Linked DNA regions of Homo sapiens: region 2 is linked to region 1. The links are chromatin loops, found by intact Hi-C in ENCODE. Cell type or tissue: PC-9. All regions are shown on one strand. Region 1 has its middle 29 kb from the start of PICART1. Region 2 overlaps ITGA3 (integrin subunit alpha 3).

Region 1 (2,500 bases):
TTTTATGTGTCAACCAGACTGGGCCACAGGGTCCTCAAATAGAGCAGGGGAGAAAGAGTCACATGGAGATGGGTCTGTGATCAATCATGGGCTTCCCCTTTGAGGACCCCGAGGCTCCCGCTGCCCCACATGAAAGTGGGGTTCTATAACTAACAAGGAAGGGGGAATGGATGTCAGGGATAGGCAACCAGTGATCTCACCACACCTGGGATCCCCCCTTACAGGGACACAAAGTAAAGGGATGCCTGAAAGCCACCATGTGTTTTACAGCTGGCCCTGGGGCTAGAGAGCAGGACAAGGGGGAGTGAGGGCAGCTATGAAGCCCGGACCTGTGAAAAGGAGGGAAGAAACACTGTGGACATCAGCCAGGCATGGAGAGGCAGAGCCACGGAATGCCAGAACCAGAGTTACCCCCGGTTACACAGATGGGGGAACTGAGGCCTAGAGGGGGCCTGTGACCTGTCCAAAGCCACATAATGCTGTCTCCTGTCTCCAGGCCAGGGTATTTCCCTGTATTAGAGCTGTTGTGTTCACTGCTGGCCGTGGTGGATCCTCACTGCTGTCCTGCTCTAAATGGCAGAGTGTGGCTCTGGGCCCTGGGTGCCCATGGGGACTGCCTGGAGCCAGCAGGCCAAGTGTCTTCACACGAATTCAGAAGCAGGAGTGAAGGACCCACCCTGAGACAAACCAACCGACTTAACATATTTAGAAGTCGGGGAAGAGACAGGGAAGGACAGACAGAATTCCTGCCTGTCCGGTCCAGGGCCTGACTCTTGCCAGGCTGACCTTCCTGTCCGGGTGAGGGGAAGGAGGCGCTCATGCTCTTTCTGCCTGGAGGACAAAAGAGAACCAGACGAAAACAAAGGTCAGGGCATACGTAGGAGTTTCCAAAGGGCACAGGCGAGGAAGGAATCTCTTACCTAAGAGGGTTTTCAAACATAACAGAAAATTGCTTAAGTGTGCTGGAAAATAAGGCAGCATGGCTGAGAGGCAGGAGGAGGAACAGGGTGACCCCGGGATCTGCCTTGGTGGTGGCAGCCCAGGCTTCTGCTGTGTGGTGACCGGTGATGCTGGCCCTGACCATGGCTGCAGTTAGCGCAGTCGCCACCAGGTGGCAAGCATGCCCATTTCTGAAGGATTGGCTGCTGGAACTCCGATAACTGGTTGGTTGATGGATTTGTTTATCCATCCATCATTTATTTATTCAATCGTCATTCATTCATAGCTTTGATTCCCCCCAAGCATTTTTGACTCATTTGTGCCAGCAGGCATTGTGCTAAGTGTGAGGAGGAACCAAAACTGGCCCAGAAGAGGTGGCTGTTGTGGGCACCTCACACGGCCCTCCCTGCTCAGCAGCCCCGCGGGGGTGCCGGGACCAGAGTGGGCCATGGCGGCCAGGTACCTGTGGGTCAGTCCTGCAGCTGGCGGGGCCTGCCTGGATCGGATCCCACGGCAGCCACTCGGGCTAGCGCCCCCTGCCCTCCGTTCTGCCGCGGAGCCAGCGGGCAGTGGGCCCTGAGAGAGGTTTGGCTGGCCTCCCATGCTGGGCTCAGGCCGCCCGCAGTGGGGCTCAGGTGTAGCCGCACAGTGGTCCCTGGGGCTGAGGTTTTCTCCGTCTCTGTTCTTCCTCCAACCAGGCTCAACCTCAAACCGCGAGTCCACCCCTCTGCCCCCCTTCTCCCTTCCCTCTGCTGTGTTCTGCAGCGTTTCTCAGACGTGTACCTCTCCAGGGCAGAAAGTGGATCCCTGGAACAGGACTGGGTCCCGGGGCCTCAGGGTCACCGGATCCCTTCTGCTTTCCTCAAGCCTTGCTCCTGCCCCTCCCCTGCTTCCGGCTGTGAGGCCAGCGTTCAGCCAGAAGCATCCATGTCTTGGCTGTTGGCTCAGGCCCCACATGACGCATAGCCCCAGGAGGGCAGGGACCTCAGCTGATTCACTGTTGAAGCCCCAGGACCTTGCACAGTGCCTGCCACAGAGCAAGCCTCAACAAAGGTGGGCTGCATCACTCAAGGAAGGGGAGTGAATGCAGCTGTGCAAAGAGGAGGGCCACGAGCATCTATGGGAGGGCGGGGCAGGCGTGGATGCTGCAGGACACAGAGCGTGCCCACGCGCCTCGAGACTGCCCTGCGTTGAATTGGTGGAGCCCCTGGACCCGCTGCAGTGAGGACCATAGGAGCCCCAGTTTGCTCCATGGGACTCTAAATCCAGCAGGGGTGGAGTCATTTTTTGGGGCCCCCAGAGGACTTCCTTGGCCAGCAGCTGCAGTGCCCAGTCCTCCAGGAGAGTGTCAGCTGCCACTCTGTATTGCTTCCCTCCTCCCCTCTCCTGCTGCCCCAGCTTCCCTGGCAACTGGGGACACTGCCCCCCACCCCAACTACCAACCCAGGCCCCGTGCCTTCTGACTCACAGCAGCTCAACAGGAAAGCATCTGATCATGCCCACAGCCCTGGCATCTGGCCCACAGGAGTGGCACCCCTCCCCAAGACCTTCCACACAGTTT
Region 2 (2,500 bases), 60 kb after region 1:
ATAATATATATATTAGATTATATATTATACATGTATAATATATATATTAGATTATATATATTATACATGTATAATATATATATTAGATTATATATATTATACATGTATAATATATATATTAGATTATATATATAACTGGGAACCTTTAGTTTTCTTTATATCATCTGTATTTTTAAAAAAATCATCAAAATAATTTTAAAAGAAGTGAAAATCATGTATAGTCAGAACAAACACGGCTGGGCACAGTGGCTCACACCTGTAATCCCAGCACTTTGGGAGGCCAAGGCAGGTGGATCACCTGAGTTCAGGAGTTTGAGACCAGCCTGGCCAACATGGTGAAACCCTGTCTCTACTAAAAATACAAAAATTAATTGGGCACGGTGGTACACGCCTGAAATTCCAGCTACTTGGGAGGCTGCAGCAGGAGAATTGCTTGAACCTGGGAGGCAGTGGTTGCAGTGAGCCGAGATTGTGCCACTGCACTCCACCCTCAGCAACAGAGCAAAACTCCATCTCAAAAAAAAAAAAAAAAAAACCTCATATACACACACATCCGTATTTATCTCCATTGTAGGGGAAGAAAAAGAATGGGACTATCAGCCGGGCATGGTGGCTCACGCCTGTAATCCCAGCACTTTGGGAGGCCGAGGTGGGCGGATCACCTGAGGTCGGGAGTTCGAGACCAGCCTGACCAACATGGTGAAACCTCATCTCCACTAAAAATACAAAATTAGCCAGGCGTGATGGTGCGTGCCTGTAATCCCAGCTACTCGGGAGGCTGAGGCAGGAGAATCGCTTGAACCTGGGAGGCAGAGCTGGTGGTGAGCCAAGATTCCACCATTGCACTCCAGCCTGGGCAACAGAGCAAGACTCTGTCTCCAAAAAATAAAATAAAATAAAATAAAATAAAAAGAATGGGAATATATGCTATGAATTCTTTGTGGGGTTTTTTTGGTGAATATTTATGGAGTGTTTGCTGTGTAGCAGGTGTTGCTCTAAGCAGTTTTCTTATATCAAACACACTTAATTCTCCCCAGCAACCTATGAGAGAGGTAATATTCCCATTTTACAGATGAACAACAGAGAGGTTAAGTAACTTGCCAAGGCCAAACAGCTCGTGAATAGCAAACCTGGGCTAGAACCCAGGTAATGTGGCTCCAGAACCCCTGCTTTTGGTCGTTCTGCTATTCTATGAGGTAGTCATTATGATCCCCCTCATCAGAAAGCAGAAAGCATGAGATTCAGAGGGGTGCAATTACTTGTCCAAGGTCACACAGCTCATCAGGGAAGGAGCTGGTACCCAGGCCCAGATGTGTGGGTCACACACCCAGACTCCAGGCCACCTCCCAGATCTGAGGCCGCTCCTCTGGAGTCAAGTCTGTGCCTGGGAGAAGCAGGAAGGACCACTGGACCTGCTGTCAGTGGGGCAGGCACAGGCTTTTTCCAGTCCCAGGCTGCCCCCTACTGGCAGCAGGACAAACAGCAGGTGCCTGGGCCCAGCTAGGATAGGAAGGGTGAGGATGGGCCTAAGCAGGCTGACACAGGGCTGAGTCCTCCTCTCCCCGCTCCAGTTCTCTGTGGACATTGACTCGGAGCTGGTGGAGGAGCTGCCGGCCGAAATCGAGCTGTGGCTGGTGCTGGTGGCCGTGGGTGCAGGGCTGCTGCTGCTGGGGCTGATCATCCTCCTGCTGTGGAAGGTTAGTAGCCCAGCCCACTCCTGCTCCGGGACCTCCACCAGCACACTCACCAGCCCTTCCTCCAACCCACGTCTCCCCATCCTGGTCCTCCCTTCCATCTCACCCCCACCCTTCCTCCCTGTCCTCTCCACCTTCTACCACCAGCTTACAGTCTCACCCCTGGCCTGGGTTAGTGGGGGGAGCTGCAAGCTGGAAAGGGGGACCCAGGAGCTCTGGCTTCTGACCACACCACCAAGCTGGGACTGAGCCCCAGCCCCCAGGCTCCCCAGCCCTAAAGCCCTGGTCCACGAGTGCTGCTGGTGAGGATAGCCCAGCGCCCCCCTGATGGCCCGTCCCCACCTCCTCCCCTCCGCAGTGCGGCTTCTTCAAGCGAGCCCGCACTCGCGCCCTGTATGAAGCTAAGAGGCAGAAGGCGGAGATGAAGAGCCAGCCGTCAGAGACAGAGAGGCTGACCGACGACTACTGAGGGGGCAGCCCCCCGCCCCCGGCCCACCTGGGTAACACGGCCTCCGGGCCCCCTTCCCCGAGCCCCACAGCTGGCCGGGCCTCTGACTCTGTCCTATCTGCTCCTCTTCCCTTATGGGCCTGCTCTGACCTCATTCTGTCCCCACCACCACCCCAAAGATCAGGTCACTCTGACTGTCCCTCCAGCCCCCTGGGTGTCTGGCTTTCATCAGCCTCCCCCTAAGCCCCTTGGTGACTTGGGACCCCATGAGGGAGGCATAAATCCTCTCTGTGATGACCTTGCTTTCTGGGGATTGGAACAAGGTCAAGGGCAAGGCCAGGCCCCATCTCTGTAAACC

The links. Hi-C counts contacts between places; a loop is a spot of excess contacts. Peaks named below come from ENCODE experiments on the same cell type or tissue, not always from the same donor. Only the 100,000 strongest peaks of a DNase experiment are listed, where the experiment ranks them.
Region 2: it touches region 1 in a loop (11-fold over the local background); 107 of 110 quality-filtered maps call a loop at or near these places.

Annotation. Positions count from the first base shown.
Region 1 is chr17:50,025,895-50,028,394 of GRCh38, forward strand. No RefSeq gene overlaps it. Among named protein-coding and RNA genes, the nearest start is that of PICART1, 29 kb to the right of the region's middle. In PC-9, CTCF peaks have their summits at 1,076 (motif pointing right) and 1,275; DNase peaks (open chromatin) are centred at 1,197 and 1,887; H3K4me3 peaks cover 2,002 bases; H3K27ac peaks cover 2,500 bases.
Region 2 is chr17:50,086,173-50,088,672 of GRCh38, forward strand. It overlaps ITGA3 (integrin subunit alpha 3), which reads left to right. Exons shown (of 26, transcript NM_002204.4): 24 at 1,572-1,697; 25 at 2,053-2,194. The coding sequence ends at 2,163. Among named protein-coding and RNA genes, the nearest start is that of PDK2, 7.9 kb to the right of the region's middle. In PC-9, a CTCF peak has its summit at 1,466 (motif pointing left); a DNase peak (open chromatin) is centred at 1,399.